Regions from separate parts of the Homo sapiens genome. Here region 2 is linked to region 1. Evidence: read pairs that join two places in POLR2A ChIA-PET (ENCODE). Cell type or tissue: PC-9. All regions are shown on one strand. Links, peaks and the distances in the headings refer to the core of each region. The heading gives the core; the rest is flanking DNA.

Region 1 (8,797 bases), core at 4,127-6,626:
GTCTGTTTTTACTGCTAACGTAGAGAGCTGTCATGAGTCCTAATCCCTCAGAGGTAACATTTCTCTTAATAAAAGCTGGAGGCCAAGTTTCTACCTTTTATGGTTGTTTTCAAAGCTGAGTGAGATAACATGTTCTGCATAATGAGGAAATAGTAAATGTTCAATATATGGGAGCTGTTGTTACCATTGATATTAATATTAATAATAGTCCTTGCAGCTGTCTTCTAAAGAACAGTTGTTTGACCCTGAAAGCAAAAGAAGGAGAAAGCCAGGCAGGATCTGACCCAAAACCTATGCTTTTTTCTGTTACACTGTGCTGCTCCACATAACCCTACAAAATGACATACATCTATGGCTTCAACTTCATTAGCTCTGTGGAGAGGAATATTACCATTTTCCAAAAGTCATGCCTTTTTTTGGAGACAGAGTCTTGCTCTATCACCCAGGCTGGTGTGCAGTTGCACGATCTCGGCACACTGCAACCTCCACCTCTGGGGTTGATGCAATTCTCCTGCCTCAGCCTCACAAGTAGCTGGGATTACAGGTATGTACCACCACACCTAGCTAATTTTTGTATTTTTAGTAGAGACGGGGTTTCACCACATTGGCCAGGCTGGTCTTGAACTCCTGACCTCAAGTGATCCACCCGTCTCAGCCTCTGGGATTACAGGTGTGAGCCACCACACACAGTCTTGTCTCTTTTAGTGTAGGAATGCACTGGATAATATTTTAAAGAACTTCTCATAATTGTACAGCAACTTCATAAGACACTTTCACAATATTTTTTTCATTTAATCTTCATATCATCCCTGTGAGGAGGTTAATAGCCACCATTTATTTGAATGTTGTTCCATGCCATGCATCCTTAATAGATTGAGCTACAAGTGCCCTAGATGTGTTATCTCATCTAATTTTCACAGTATCTATTAGGAAAGTAAATTCTGTCTTATAGATGAGAAATCTAAAGTTCAGAAAGGTTAACTAAATTGCCCAAGGTCACAGAATTAGTAAATGGTGAAGGTTAGATTCAAACCCAAGCCTTCTGACTTCAGAGCCCTGATATTTAACCTATGTATTGCAACAGACAAGATGGGATTTATAGATCAAGAATCTAGAATGAGGCTGGGTGCAGTGGCTCACGCCTGTAATCCCAGCACTTTGGGAGGCCGAGGCAGGCAGATCATTTGAGGTCAGGAGTTCGATACCACCCTGGCCAAAATGGTAAGACCCCGTCTCTACTAAAACTACAAAAATTAGCCAGGCATGGTGGCGCATGCCTATAATCCCAGCTACTTGGGAGGCTGAGGCAGGAGAGTCACTTAAACCTGGGAGGCGGAGGTTGCAGTGAGCCGAGATCATGCCACTGCACCCCAGCCTGGGCGACAGAGTGAAATTCTGTCTAAAAGAAAAGAAAAGAAAAAAGAGTCTAGAACGGCCGGGCTCAGTGGCTCACACCTGTACTCCCAACACTCTGGGAGGCCGAGGTAGGCAGATGGCTTGAGCCCAGGTGTTTGAGACCAGCCTGGGTAACATAGTGAAACCCTGTCTATACAAAAAATTAGCTGGGCATAGTGGTATGTGCCTGTAGTCCCAGCTACTTAGGAGGCTGAGGTGGGAGGATCACCTGAGCCCAGGGAGGTCGAGGTTGCAGTGAGCCATGGTCGTGCTCACTGCACTCCAACATGAGCAACAGAGTAAGACTCTATCTTAAAAAAAAAAAAAAAAAAGTCTAGAACATAGAGCATTAAATAGCATAGTCAATAAATGCATAGCTAAGACTTCACCCCTGTTCATCTCATTCCAAATTCATTGCTACTCCTACTATACCACTCTGCCTGTCTGATTTTATTTGGATTGGGCTAATGTTTGAATTCATCTGCATTTCTCAAGCATGCACCAGCTATTTGTCTAGAGAAAGAAGCTAATCAGACCAAAAATACATTTGGGGTGTTTGTTTCCAGAGATACCTGAGCATTGACCATAAAAAACAGGATAGTCTTGCTGTGGCTTTTGTTTTGCCAGGAGAAAGAGGCACTTTCATTAGGAATCATCTAGCCAGGTACAGTGGCTCATGCCTGTAACCCCAGCATTTTGGGAGACCAAGGAGGGAGGATTGCTTGAGCTTAGGAGTTGCCCAGCCTGGGCAACATAGGGAGACCCTGTCTCTATGAAAAAAAAATAAAAAATAAAAAATTAATAAAAAATTAGCTGGTCATGGTGGCACTTGCCTGTAGTCCCAGCTACTCAGGAGGCTAAGGTGGGAGGATCACTTGAGCCTGGGAGGTCAGGGCTGCAATGAGCCATGATTGCACTACCCACACCCCAGCCTGGGGGACAGAGTGACATCCTGTCTCAAAAAAAAAACAAAAATTTTTTTTAAAAAAAGAACTTTCTTTCCTCAGAAGCTTTGACCATTTTCTGAGCTCCTAGCCAGAAAGCCATCTTCACCACCTCTCAAAGGAGGTATAAATCCCCCTGACTTGTAATTCCACCCCAGCTCCAGCCTCACCTCTCCTTGACTTACCTTGGCTTATGGTTGGGTGTCGGGCGGCTGTTATACATAAAGCTATGGGAGTGAATGGTGTGTCCCAGTTCCCAACCACGGTGCTACTAGCAAAGGGTCCTCTGGCAGGAGTGAACAGTGGAAGGGTAGGGATAGTTGACAGTCAGGTTATGGTCTGTGTCCTTAAGAGGTTCACAGTCTAGTTGAAGACACAAAACATTAAAATAGAACACGATGTACAATCTGATGGGTGCTCTAGAATGCCAGATAAAGACTGTGAACCCAAGAGACAAAAGAGACAGCTCTACTTGGGAAATGAGATCATGGAAGACTTCCCAGAAGAGGCAGCCTTTTGACCAGTATTGTTTTGTTTTGTTTTGTTTTGTTTTGTTTTGTTTTGTTGCATTATTTTTATTTGTTACATGTCTTGCAAGCAAATTTAATTTTCTAAAGAATTTTTTTTCTGATCATTTTAACATGCGTTTTTGAACCATGAAAGTGTAAAAAATTATTAAAGAAAACCAGAAATTCAGATCAGAGAATTACAAAGAAGAAAATAACTCACCAGTAAACTAGTATTCCTACAACTCAACAATATTCACTGTACATATATTTTAGTTCATCTGCTTCTAGTCTTTTTCACACAGTGTGCACCCAAATATATTGTGTCAGATTTATGTGTATAGGGCTGGGCGTTGTGGCTCACACCTGTAATCCCAGCACTTTGGGAGGCCAAGGCAGGTGGATCATTTGAGGTCAGGAGTTCGAGACCAGCCTGGCCAACATGGTGAAACCCCATCTTTACTAAAAATACAAAAATTAGCCAGGCGTGGTGGCGCATGCCTGTAATCCCAGCTACTCAGGAGGCTGAGACAGGAGAATTGCTTGAACACAGGAGGCAGAGTTTGCACTTTGCTGAGATCCTGCCACTGCACTCCAGCCTGGGGCACAGAGCAAGACTCCATCTCAAAAACAAACAACAACAACAAAAGATTTATGTGTATATAGCTCATATTTATTCATATGTAGTTACATATATACTCAACACATACAACAATGAAAATGGAATTATACTGTTCATTGTGTTGGTAAGTTTTTCCCACTTGGTAATGTGTCATAAATCGTTTTGTCATTAAATAATCTACAACATGATTTTTCATGACTCCATATGGATGTGCCATGATTTAGCTAACTAATCTACTATCGTTAGGTATTTAGGTCTTCTGTTTTCACTAGTACAAATAAAATGTTTTAACTTCCTTATGTGTGGAGCTCTGTAAAAAGATTTGTTTCCTTAGGCACCTAGAAGTGGGATTGCTGAGTCAAGGGTTACACCAGAGTTTCTCAGCCTCAACATTATTGACCTTTGGGGCCAGATAACTGTTTGTTGTGTGGGGCTTACGTTTAGTGGCATCCCTGGCCTGTACCCAAAAGATTCCGGTAGCACCCCTCTCCCCAAGTTGTGACAATCAAAAATGTCTCCAGATGTTGCTAAATGTCCCCTAAGAAGCAAAATTGCCTCCTTTTAAGAACCACTGGGTTATACAATTTACACTCCAGTTAGGAGTGTATGTAAATGTTTTTGTTCCTGTATCCTCAATAACAGTGAATATTACCAATTTTAAATCTTCATATACTAAGAAAAGGGGGTTGGGGTGTGGACAATCAATATACCTAGCAGTGTATTGTGAATTATCCCCATACTGTGGCTTCTAATATGCTGTTATCTGACTCTACCGGGATCATTAGTAAATGCCAATATATGTTAATAATTTCCTAGGTTTATATACTATTTTGAGTTAATAGCAATTTTCAGACATCTTAAAGACCATTTTCATGATTCTAAAAAATTACAAAATCCAAAATGTTTTAATTTTTGAAGGGAACTATTACCTTAGGAAAATGGGTGAGGGGCCTGGTGCAATGGCTCACGCCTGTAATCCCAGCACTTTGGGAGGCCGAGGTGGGTGGATCACTTGAGGTCAGGAGTTTAAGACCATCCTGGCCAGTGTGGTGAAACCCCCATCTCTACTAAAAAGACAAAAATTAGCAGGGCGTGGTGTCACATGGCTGTAGTCCCAGCTACTCGGGAGGCTGAGGCAGGTGAATTGCCTGAACCCAGGAGGCAGGGGTCGCAGTGAGCTGAGACAGCGCCACTGCACTCCAGCCTGGGCGACAGAGTGACACTCTGTCTGGAAAAAAAAAAAAAAGAAAAGAAAAGAAAATGGGTGAGGAATTAGGGGAGTTTTGTTCCAATTTTTTTATGTCTTTTACCAGTTTTTCTACAATTTCACCAACATTATGCTTTACTATTTTATTTTTACTAATGTAATAAGCTAGACTCACTTTTAAACCCCCAGTAACATAGAAGGCAATAGTGCTTATTACCCCAGGTTGAACTGCTTTCTCTCCAGAATAACTATATAGTTCTTAGTCTCCTACTTTACGAATGAAACTATCTGAAGAGCCCGTTTTTTGTGTGGCCTGGTTCCCTCACCTGCTTGGAAACTTTTTGCTTCCCTCTGTCAGCAGTGAGCCCAAAGAGATAGTTGAAAAGTCCAAAATCCCAGGCCGAAGAAACTCCCGAACTGAAGAGCCAACTGTGGCCTCTGAAAGTGTGGAAAATGGACATCGTAAACGATCTTCTCGACCTGCTTCAGCCTCCAGCTCTACTAAAGGTTAGCAGTGGGATGTGGGTGCTATTTGTGGGTCAAATAGAGGAATAGAGTTCTTACCACAGCAGTAGAAGACTTTGTCCTTCATCATTGCTTCTGTTCCTGAAGTCTGTCAAGTGTCTTTGTCTTCTACTACCTGTTTGGTCCTTCCTTTATTTGTTCATTTAACTGTATGTTTTCTGTGTGTGTACTCAAGAGCAACAAGCACTGCTGGAAAAAAGAACATAACAGGGCAGATTTATTCCACTGGTTTTTGGGTTTTGGGTTTTTTTGTTGTTGTTGTTGGTTTTTGTTTGTTTGTTTTTTTGAAACAGGGTCTCACTTTATTGCCTGGGCTGGAGTGCAGTGGCACAATCACAGCTCACTGCAGCCTTGAATTCCTGGGCTCAAGTAATTCTCCTGCCTCAGCCTTCCAAAGCTGGAATTGCAGGCATGAGCCACCACACCTGGCCTTGAGTCCACTTTTTTTTTTTTTTTGAGATGGAGTCTCATTCTGTTGCCCAGGCTGGAGTGCAGTGGCGTGATCTCAGCTTACTGTAACCTCCGCCTCCCAGGTTCAAGTGATTCTCCTGCCTCAGCGTCCTGAGTAGCTGGGATTACAGGTGCGTGCCACCTCACCTGGCTAATGTTTCTATTTTTAGTAGAGACAGGGATTCATCATGTTGGCCAGGCTGGTCTCGAACTCCTAACCTCAAGTGATCTGCCCATCTCAGCTTCCTAAAGTGCTGGGATTACAGGCTGAGCCACCACGCCCAGCTGATTCCACTTTAAATTCATGATCACCCACTTCAGATAGGTCCTGAATATGGCCCAGCTATCTTTCCATGTTTCCATGGTCAACTATCTTTCCCACTCTATTCTTTTTAAACCTCTGGTCCACACTTTCTCCCCCTCTCTCTTGGTAGAGACCCTGACCTCTTCACAGAGAAAATAGAATTCCCTCAGCTTCCCACTACCAAGAAATAAATCTACCAGTATCCTCCTTTGTGCTTTCTATAATAGAGCAGCTGTCCTTCCTCAAGTCTAAGGCCAGTTTCTCCATCTATGCCTTTGATCCCATCTCCTCTGACCTTCTTAAGAACCTTACCCTGTGAGTGTTCTCTGTTGACTACTATCTCCTTTTTAAATTAACTTTTCCCTTGGGTTCTGTGACCAAGAACTCTCTGTTGTCTTCTGCTACCACCTCTCCAGCTGCTCCTCCTCAGTCTCCCTTCCCAGCCATTAGATGGTGACCTTCCTCAGACTTTGATCCTGAGTCACCTTTTCTCTTCAAATTCGTATTTTCTCCCTAATGGATCTCAGTCATGCCCCTCTTCTTTAGTAACAGCCTTTCACAGATGACTTGTAAATTTGTATTTCTATTTCTAGTACAGACCCCTAGAGATCTTAGACAACTGCATGCACATCCTTACTGGAACCTCAGACTCAACATATCTAAAACCAAACTTGTGATTTTTCACCTCCAACAGTGAGGTCCTCTGCCATTGTACCCCATCTCAATAAATGGCACCACCATCTATCCATTAGACAAGTCCTCCTTGATACCTCTCTCCCTCACCCTTATATCAAACTCGTCACAAAAAACTGCCCATTTTATCTCAGGTGGCCCTTTTCCATCTTCACTACTACCCACTAGCTTAAAACCCTTCAATGATTTACCATTGTAATTAGGATTAAAGTCCAAAAGCTTCAACCTACCCCACAAGCTTCTGTGTGGTCTCGGCCCTGTCATCTCCCAGCCTCATCCCACTTCCCTTAGCAAGTCGGACATGCCGTCCTCATTCCTCTGATCACAAGCCTGTGCATATGTTGCAGCTACTGCAGGGAGTGCTCTTCTCTCTGCCCACCTCTCTTCTCCTTAACGTCCCACCCTTCCTACTTATCTTAGCTCAGTTGTCACTGCTATGGGGAATCACAGCACCAGGTTCTTCTTCATAATACCACAGCTATAACTATGCCAGTTTGTGACATAGGTAATTAGTATGTATACTTGGTTAGGGCAGGAGATTATGTCTGATTTTGCGAACTACTGTATCTCTGGTGCCTAGTATGGTGCCAAATACAGAGATGTACCAATCAGTAATTATCAAATGAATAACCATCTATCAAATATGTATTAAATATTTACTACATGTCAGGCCCTGAGGTTATAATAGTGAAAAGACAGAGCCTCAGCCACGTGCAGTGGCTCACGCCTGTAATCCCAGCACTTTGGGAGGCCGAGGCAGGTAAATCACCTGAGGTCAGGAGTTCGAGACCAGCCTGACCAACATGGTGAAACCCCCTCTCTACTTAAAATACAAAAATTAGCTGGGTGTGGTGGTGGGCGCCTGTAATCCCAGCTATTCAGGAGACTGAGGCAGGAGAATTGCTTGAATCCAGGAGGCGGAGGTTGCAGTGAGCCAAGATCGCGTCATTGTGTTCCAGCCTGGGCAACAGAGTGAGACTCCATCTCAAAAAAAAAAAAAAAGTCTCTGTCTTTACCACATTGAAAGACGAATTCTAATACTCTGTGTTAAATGTTAAATGCTATGATAGCAAAATTACATGGCACTATAAGAGCATATAGCTGAGATACCTTGCTCTTCTGCCAGGTCAGAGAAGGCTTTCTAGAAAAAAATGACATGACATTTAAGCTGAGACCTGAAGAATGAGGAGGCAGTGACCAGATCATTCTCTTAGGAAATGTGCTGAGCTTGAGTAGTTCAGTTTGGGTAAGGTAAGAGCTGGGATCCTGGCTGAGTTCCTGATTATCAGCAGGACTGCTGAGAAACGGTCAAGTATCATTGGGATGCCAGCCTAAAGACCAGGCAGATTCTGGTGCACCCACACTAGACACTAGACACGGATCTGAGGACTCAGCTGCTGTTGGCAGGTTATGTCTCTAGGCAAGAATGTCACGATGCCTCACAAGAGCCTCTGGGAATAGGCCAGAGGTCATATACAGTTAAAATTGAGGTGTACAAAGTACCATCACCATACTCAGCCTGCTGGAGAGTTAAGGGGCAAAGGTGAGAGAGGCCTTCTTTCTTTTCCAGGAATAGTGTATACACCACAGTCAGGGTCTCTTAGGTATCCTCATTTTAGGTGGAGATATGAAGCCAATAACTTCATTCCTCCTCTCTGGGAATCATCTCTAGGCAGAAACTAGTTTGGAAGGGAGTACACTTTTCAGTATATTGAAGTACTACACTTAAAGCATAAAAGGGAACATGCCTAGAGTTCTATGGGAAAATCTGCTTCCCCTCAGTTCTGCATGTTCTTGTAGCCTTTCACTTTCCCAAAAGAGTAAGATCTTCTAGGCTATAGAATATGGTATGTAATTACCTTTAAAGCGGGGAAAAGGTATTGGCCTTTAGAGATGTCACACACCAGATTTTTGGAACCTTGACCTCAGCCCAGAGCCTCAAGGTACTAAAGGGTTATTTACAGGGCACCAGAAAGAATCTAAGAAGCAACTGGGACAGTTAAGAAGAGATGCTCAAACTAGAACCGCTCTGTAGAGAACTACCAGCCAAGAAGAGATGGAAAGCTAGAACCTGTTTTTAAGGGGTGTTGGGGATGGGGAATAAGCCTGTACACTTAAACTGAACATTGTCCCACCGTGGCAGTGGTGATG
Region 2 (8,797 bases), core at 3,125-5,624, 390 kb after region 1:
TCACGCCTGTAATCCCAGCACTTTGGGAGGCTGAGGTGGGCAGATCATGAGGTCAGGAGATCGAGACCAGCCTGGCTAACACGGTGAAACCCCGTCTCTACTAAAAATTAGCCGGGCGTGGTGGCGGGCGCCTGTAGTCTCAGCTACTCTGGAGGCTGAGGCAGGAGAATGGCGCGAACTCTGGAGGCGGAGGTTGCAGTGAGCCGAGATCGCGCCATTGCACTCCAGCCTGGGCGACAGAGTGAGATTCTATCTCAAAAAGTAATAATAATAAATAATAAATAAATAAATAGGAATAAAAATAATTTATCTTAAGCTGGCCTTGGTCATAAGAAGGAGGCATTCAGTCAGGCACATATGCTAGTTACTGCTGAACCCCTGATGAAAGAGATAAAATCTGGTTAAAGTTCCCTGATTAAGCCAGGTGCTGTGGCTCACGCCTGTAATCCCAGCACTTTGGGAGGCCAAGGCGGGCGGATCACCTGAAGTCGGGAGTTCGAGACTAGTCTGACCAACATGGAGAAACCCCATCTCTACTAAAAATACAAAATTAGCCGGGCATGGTGGCACATGCCTGTAATCCCAGCTACTCCGGAGGCTGAGGCAGGAGAATTGCTTGAACCTGGGAGGCGGAGGCTGCGGTGAGCTAAGATCCCACCATTGCACTCCAGCCTGGGCAACAAGAGCAAAACTCTGTCTCAAAAAAAAAAAAAAAAAAAGTTCCCTGATTAAAAAACAAAGCTGCCAGGAGTGGTGGCTCATGCCTGTAATCCCAGCACTTTGGGAGGTCAAGGCGGGTGGATCACCTGAGATCAGAAGTTCGAGACCAGCCTGGCCAACGTGGCAAAACCCCGTCTCTACAAAAAATACAAAAATTAGCAGGATGCGGTGGCGCAAGCCTGTATTCCCAGCTACTCAGTATGCTGAGGCACGAGAATCGCTTGAACCTGGGAGGTGGAGGTTACAGTGAGCTGTGATCGTGCCACTGCACTACATACAGCCTGGGTGATAGAGGGAGACTTTGTCTCAAAAAAAAAAACCAAAACAAACAAACAAACAAAAAAAACAGAGGCCTGGCCTGGTGGTTCATGCCTGTAATCTCAGCAGTTTGGGAGGCTGAGGTGGGTGGATCACTTGAGGTCAGGAGTTCAAGACCAGCTTGGCCAAAATGGTAAAACCCTGTCTCTACTAAAAATACAAAAATTAGCCAGGCATGGTGGCGGGCGCCTGTAATCCCAGCTACTCAGGAGGCTGAGGCAGAAGAATTGCTTGAACCCGGGAGGTGGCGGTTGCAGTGAGCCAAGATCACACCACTGCACTTCAGCCTGTGCAACAGAGCGAGTCTCCATCTTGAAAACAAAAACAAAAACCACCAAAGTTGGTGTCAAGCCCAGCACAGGGCAGAGCCTGCATGTGAGAGCTAAGTGGCTTCCGCTGTGGGGAGAAGCTTCCTGGGGCAGGGCAGGGCGTTGAGCAGCACCTGAGAGTCCGGAGGCATTGACAATTTATTATTTCCATCCAATAAAGCATTCATACCTTGCTGTCTTGCTTCATTTTCTTCCCCCAACAACCCGGAAGCAAATATTCGCTATTTCTGCTTGGCAGACGAGGAGATGAGGCTCAAGGGGTTGAGTAACTTGACAAAGGACAAATCGGTAGCAGAGCTAAAATTTTTGTTTAGGTCTTTTTTTTTGAGATAGGGTCTCACTCTGTTACCCATGCTAGGGAACAGCGGCGCCATCACAGCTCACTGCAATCTCCACCTCCCGGGGTCACGTGATCCTCTAACCTCAGCCTCCTGAGTAACTGGGACTACAGGCTAGTGTATCACAGGACCAGCTAATTTTTGGTAGAGACGGGGTTTCCCCATGTTGGCCAGGCTGGTCTTGAACTCCTGACCTCAAGTGATCTGCCTGCCTCATCCTCCCCAAAGCACTGGGATTACAGGTGTGAGCCACTGTGCCCAACCCAGCAGAGCTAAAATTTAAACCTGCTTCTCAGAGATAAATTAAGGAGCAAAGGAAGCCTTTGTTGGATAGCTTCCAGAGGTTGGGAATGTCCCTGGAAAGTGCTGAGATGGAGTCAATTCTGTTGACTGGGGACTCCTAGTAGATAAGCAAGAAATTAGTTGATAAGTTCTAGTGGTGGGGATGATGAAGACTGAGCACCCGAAGGGGAATGCTTGCAGAGTGATAAATAGTCCCTACACTGCCTTCTAGGGAGATCAAGTTTCCCCATGGGGCTTCTGTCTTAGGAGGTTCTATGAAAATGTAGTCAGAGCTGAATTGCCAGGAAAATGAAGAGACTGGGGGTTGCTACTTCATCTTTCCTTTTGGCCCTTCCTCATATAGCTCTCAACCTCTCCTCTTGATTAGTGGAGACCATATAATAATACAGCAATATTGGTTCCTATCTGCTGTGCATTTGCTATGAGCCAGACTCTTCTTATTTTTATTTATTGGTTTATTTATTTTTTGAGACAGGGTCTTGTTCTGTGGCCTAGGCTGGAGTGCAGTGGTACAATCACAGCTCACTGTAGCCTCAACTTCCCAGGCTCAAGCGATCCTCCCACCTCAGCCTCCCGAGTAGCTGGGACTATAGGCGCACATCACCATGCCCAGCTAATTTTTGTATTTTTTGTAGAGACGGGGTTTCACTGTGTTGCCCAGGCTGGTCTCAAACTCCTGGGCTGAAGCGATCCACCTACCTTGGGCTACCAAAGTGTTGGGATTACAGGCGTGAGCCACTGCACCCAGCTTAGCCAGATTCTTTTCATGTATCATATGGAATCCTCATGATTATATAAAGCAAGTCCTCCCATCATCCTCATTTTAAGGAAAAGGAGGCAAAGTGTGATTGTATTCATTGTCTGTGGCTGTGTCAGGAATTACCCCAAAACTACAAAGCTTAAAACAGCAATAAACATTTATTACCTCAGGTATTTTCTATAGGCAAGGAATTCAGGAGCTGATTAGTTGAGTGATTCTCACCAGAAACATCTCATAAGTTTCAAGATGTTGACCAGGGCTGCAGTCATCTGGAAGCTGGACTGGGGTTGGAGGATACAGTTTCAAGCGGGCCCGTGCACACGGCTGGCAAAGCAGTTGGCTGTTGGCAAGCAGTCTCAGTTACTTCTTGCTGTGTGTGTCCCTGCATTGGGCTGTGCTTATAACATAGCATATAACATTGAGTGTGCTTATAACATAGCAGCTAAGTTCCCTTAGGGCAAGTGATCCAAGAGAGCAAGATGGAAGCTGCAGTCTCTTTGTTTTTTTGTTTGGTTTTGTTTTTGAGACGGAGTCTCGCTCTGTTGCCCAGGCTGGAGTGCAATGGTGCGATCTTGGCTCACTACAATCTCTGCCTCCCAAGTTCAAGCAATTCTCCTGCCTCAGCCTCCTGAGTAGCTGGGGTTACAGGCACGTGCCACCACCCCCGGTTAATTTTTGTATTTTTAATAGAGACGGGGTTTCACCATGTTGGTCAGGGTGGTCTCGAACTCCTGACCTCGTGATCTGCCTGCCTTGGCCTCCCAAAGTGCTGGGATTGCAGGCATGAGCCACTGCGCCTGGCTGTTTTTATTTTTTGAGACAGGTTCTTGCTCTATTGCCCAGGCTGGAATGCAGTGGTGTCATCTCAGCTCACTGCAACCTTGACTTCCTGGGCTCAGGCGATTCTCTCACCTCAGCCTCCCAAGTAGGTTGAGACCACAGGTGCTAATTTTCTTTTCTCTTTTTAGTAGAGGTGAGGTCTCGTTTTATGGCTATGTTGCCTGGGCTGATCTCAATCTCCTGGACTCCAGTGATCCTCCCACCTTAGCCTCCCAAAGTGCTAGGATTACAGGCATGAGACACTGTGCCCAGCCTTGCATTGTCTTTTCTGACCTGGCCTCAGAAGTCACACCTGTTTCTGCAGTAGCCTGGTGGTTATGTAGGAAGAGAGAATCATTGAGGGCCATCTTGGAGGCCACTACCACGATGATAAGTAATTTGCCCAAGGTCACATACATGGGAAGCGTTAGAGGTGAGCTTTGAAGCCAGGAAGTTACTATGTCACAGTAAATATTAGTTTGAAGGAGTAGGGGCAGGCATGTACCCACAGGTCTCCTCTATCCTGGAGGCATTCATGCTTGAGATCCTGAGCTTCTCATTCCAATGGGCAGGTGAGTCAGACACTATCTGATGTGTCAGACAGACATTTTGTACAAGCAACATAATTTGACATTTTCTTTCTTTTTTTTTTTTGAGTAGGAGTCTCTCTCTGTCACGCAGGCTGGAGCGCAGTGGCGTGATCTTAGCTCACTGCAACCTCTGCCTCCCAGGTTCAAGCGATTCTCCTGCCTCAGCCTCCCGAGTAGCTGGGATTATAGGCATGTACCACCACGCTGGCTAATTTTTGTATTTTTAGTAGAGACAGGGTTTCACTATGTTGGCCAGCCTGGTCTCAAACTCCTGACCTCAAATGATCCACCCACCTTGGCCTCCCAAAGTGCTGGGATTATAGGCGTGAGCCACTGCGCCCAGCCAATTTGGGCATTTTTAAAAGACAGAAACAAACAAACAACAAAAAACAGCAAAAGATCGCACAGACTTGCACTTAATGGTAGACATGCTGAATTAAAGGGAACCTGACTGTGGCTCCAGCTTTGCCACTGACTTACTGAAGGACCTTAGGCAAGCTCCAGCCCCCTTTGGGGCCTTTGTTTTCCCATCTGTACAATGGAGCAGTTTGATTCCATGGACACTGAGGTCCTCTGGCTGGGTGATTCTGGGATTCTACGTAGAGAGCTGTTCACGGAGAAAGCCCAGGGAGTTCTTTCTCCACTTTCCCTGGCTTCATCTGTCCTTTGCTGAAGGGGAGCGGACCCCTCAGGTGCAAGGGGCACTCTTCTGGACCCAGGCCAGACCCAGCCAGGCTGTTCAGCCTTGTTTCACCCGAAGCTGGCTGGCACCATTGTTCCCCCATAAAGCTGGGCCCCTTTCCAGCTGCTACTGAACTCAGGGCAGGGGAGAGGCTCAAAGGACTCAGTTGTGTGGATTTCCTCCCTCCCCCAGGGCAGGCCTGGGTCACCCAACAGGCTGATTCAGCCCTTACAGAGGAACAAAAGAGATGAGATATGGTTTAGGGACAGAATTTGACATTTACCATTTTCCCTCATAAAACTTAAAAGTAATCATCTTGGGGAAATCCCCTTATGTTTATTTATTTTACAGTTCAGGGACATTTTAAAAAATTGGGGCAAGGGCATTGTTTCCAATTTCAGTGCTTAGGGACTCATATTTTAATGATTCTATGATGCACATTTGTTTACCTTTTAATATCTTTGAAATTGGAATGCATGTAACAGTTAATGACATAATAAGCTAATTGCAGCATTTAAAAAGTACATAGGCCGGGGGTGGTGGCTCATGCCTGTGCCACCAGCACTTTGGGAGGCCGAGGTGGGCAGATCACGAGGTCAGGAGTTTGAGACCTGCCTGGCCAACATGGTGAAACCCCGTCTCTACTAAAAATACAAAAATTAGCTGGGCATGGTAGCGCATGCCTGTAGTCCCAGCTACTCTACTCGGGAGGCTGAGGCAGGAGAATCACTTGAGCTCGGGAGGCAGAGGTTGCAGTGAGCCGAGATCGCGCCACCACTGCACTCCAGCCTGGCAACAGAGCAAGACTCTGTCTCAAAAAAAAAGAACATAAAATAGTGGTGTATATTACAATGATGGATCTTAAATTTGATGAACTAGGATAATTAGCTTCTGTTCTTGGATTCTAGGCCTACTGGATCTTGGACCCCCCTCAACCCCACAACCCAGTCTTTTCCACCACCCACAGGCTTGTCTTTATCCTAGCGTCATTGTCTTAACCCTCTGTCTCCAATATAATCCTTTGCACTTTTTTTTTTAACTCAAAAATCTTTTTACAGAAACTCTTAGAAGGGAGGAGAGGCCCACCCAGGAGCTGGGGGCACTGCTCAGCCACAGCCACGTTCCGTGTGGGCTGGGTATGGTGGCTGCTTCCCTGCAGAGGGCATGATTTCCTTATTACTTTTGACCTTTACACTTTTTTTTTAACAGCTTTTCCTCCGCATAAGACCCTGAAGGAATGGTGAGGGGAGACTCTCCCCAACTTCTGATCAAGACAGAGATTATTATTATTATTATTATTTTTGAGATAGAGTTTCACTCTTTTTGCCCAGGCTGGAGTGCAATGGTGCGATCTCGGCTCACTGAAACCTCTGCCTCCTGGGTTCAAGCGATTCTCCTGCCTCAGCCTCCTGAGTAGCTAGGATTACAGGCATGTGCCACCACCTCGGCTAATTTTGTATTGTTAGTAGAGACGGGGTTTCTCCATGTTGGTCAGGCTGGTCTTGAACTCCTGACCTCAGGTGATCCACCCACCTCGGCCTCCCAAAGTGCTGGGATTACAGGTGTGAGCCACCATGCCCAGCAAGACAGAGATTATTTAGTACCATTAGTACCATGAAAAGTCACAGAAGAATGAAAACAAATTTAATTCCAACATTGTAGCAGGCACTACTATTCATGTTTTATCATGTTTTATGTATGTTAACTCACTTAATCCTTACAACCATTTATCAAGTAACTACGAATGTGTCCCTATTTTACAGATGGGGAGCCTGAGGCACAGAAGTGCTACAGTCTGCTCAAGATCACATAGGTAGTTAGTGACCAGAGTCCAGGGGAAAAAAAGCAACATTTCTCTTTTGGCTTTTCTGCCAATTCTATTTTTTTTTTTTTTTTTTTAGACTGGGTCTTGCTCTGTCACCCATGCTGGAGTACAGTAGCACAATCTCAGCTCACTGAAGCCTCAACTTAACCAGGGCTCAAGCAATCCTCCCATCTCAGCCTCCCAAGCCTCCCAAGTAGCTGGGACTACAGGTGTGTGCCACACCTGGCTAATTTTGTTTATTTTTTTTGCAGAGACGAGGTTTCACTATGTTGCCCAGGGGGGTCTCAAACTCCTGGGTTCAAGCAATCCTCCTGCCTCAGTCTCCCAGAGTGCTAGGATTACAGGTGTGAACCACCACACTCAGCCCCTTTCTGCCAATCCTTGCCCCAGAGATAACAGGTCATAAATGTGGTTTATATCCTTCTGATGCAGGATATTTCTCAGCCTTTTCTTTTTTTGGACTCACGGCAGGGGCGCCCTGTCTACTTGGCCTGCCGCACTCACCCCCTTACAGGAGGGAGCACGTGAGTGAGTGCGGGATCTGGCCAGCCACTCCAAGCACTGACACAGGAGCAAGCTCCATGCGGGCCCGTGGACACACCAGGTGTATTGCCTCAAGGGGGACATGGCGGCATCCAGGCAAGGATGCCTGCGACCCTGAAGCCCCAGAGAGGGTATTAGTGTGCTAATTAGCTCTTTTAGTTCCACTGTCCACAGCCCCCTGGATGGTCGGTGTGTTAGCAGCTCAGTCGGCCCCTGGCCCTGTCACGTGGGGTAGCTGCCGTCCTAGAAGGGCAGAGGGCCAGTGTGACAGCCTTTCAGGGTACCCGCACTTGGTGGGTCCCGAGCTCTTGTCCAGTGTTCAAGAAGAATGAGGTCACGTGGAGGACTGAAGGGTGATGAGGGCAGATAATTTTACGGAGTGACGGAACAGCTCACAGCGGAGAGGGGATGTGGGGGTGGGGGTGGTTTCTCTCTCCTTGTGGCTGGGTCTGGGGCTTTTTATGGCCTCAGAATGGGGACTACATGCTGATTGTGAGTATGCAAAAAAGGTTAAAGCAAAGACATCACTCAAAGGTGGGCATGGACAGTGTAAAAAACCAATTAGGAAAGGGTAGGTAAATGTAAACTAGGTGAAGGGTGGGGACCAATCAGAGGAAAGCGCACCAAATAGGAAGACAGGTTCTCAGTCTCATTCGTGGATTTGACTTGTAGCTTGGCTTTCAGGCTTCAAGCTGTCTTTGTCTTGGAGGTGGAGTTTCGCCAGGGACCTGCCCCGTCTGCCTAGGCGTTTGTCTGCCTCCTGCCGTGATCACTTCCAAATCTTATTTTTATGCATTTGTGGCATAAACATGTAGAAATACATAATTTTGCTCTACATGGGGGCCATGTTGTTCTGCAACTGGCTTTTTCTACTTAACCCCGTGACTAAGAGATTTATTTTCTCTCTTTCTCTCTCCTTTTTCTTATTTAATTAAATTAATTAATTTCTTTATTTTAAGAGACGGGGTCACACTCTGTCACCCACGCTGGAGTGCAGTGGCATGATCTTGGCTCACTGCAGCCTAGAGCTCCTGGGGTCAGGTGATCCTCCTGCCTTAGCTACCCAGTAGTGGGGACTACTACGGTGAGTGCCATCACACCCAGCTAATTTTTTTGTTTGGTATTTTTTTTGTAGAGATGGAATTTCACCATGTTGCCCAAGCTGGTCTTGAACTCTTGAGCTCAGGCAATCCGCCCACCTTGGCCTCCCAAAGTATTAGGATTACAGGCATGAGCCACCATGCCTGGCTTCTCTCTTTTTTCTTTCTTTTTAAAATAGAGACAGGGTCTTGTTATGTTTTAGCAGACTGGTCCCAAACTCCTGGCCTCAAGTGACCCTTCTACTTCCACCCCTCAAAGGGCTGGGATTACATATGTGAGCCACTGTGCCTGGCTGAGGTTTCTTTTCTATGTAGATACATATAGAGTTACTAGTTGTTTTTTTTTTAGACGGAGTTTCACTCTTTCGCCCAGGCTGGAGTGAAGTGGCGCAATCTCGGCTCACTGCAACCTCTGCCCTCTGGGTTCAAGCGATTCTCCTGCCTCAGCCTTTCAAGTAGTTGGGATTACA

The links. ChIA-PET counts read pairs that join two places held together with the same protein. Peaks named below come from ENCODE experiments on the same cell type or tissue, not always from the same donor. Only the 100,000 strongest peaks of a DNase experiment are listed, where the experiment ranks them.
Region 2: POLR2A ChIA-PET joins it to region 1 with 16 read pairs; 2 of 35 experiments call an interaction of 5 or more read pairs at or near these places.

The regions. Positions count from the first base shown.
Region 1 is chr20:34,723,643-34,732,439 of GRCh38, reverse strand. It overlaps NCOA6 (nuclear receptor coactivator 6), which reads left to right. Exons shown (of 15, transcript NM_014071.5): 14 at 5,033-5,181. Among named protein-coding and RNA genes, the nearest start is that of TP53INP2, 24 kb to the right of the region's middle. In PC-9, for the core only: no CTCF peak of the experiment used is centred there; no DNase peak of the experiment used is centred there.
Region 2 is chr20:34,331,166-34,339,962 of GRCh38, reverse strand. No RefSeq gene overlaps it. Among named protein-coding and RNA genes, the nearest start is that of ITCH, 28 kb to the left of the region's middle. RefSeq lists enhancers at 1,494-1,543, 1,594-1,703. In PC-9, for the core only: no CTCF peak of the experiment used is centred there; DNase peaks (open chromatin) are centred at 4,132 and 5,132; H3K27ac peaks cover 2,500 bases.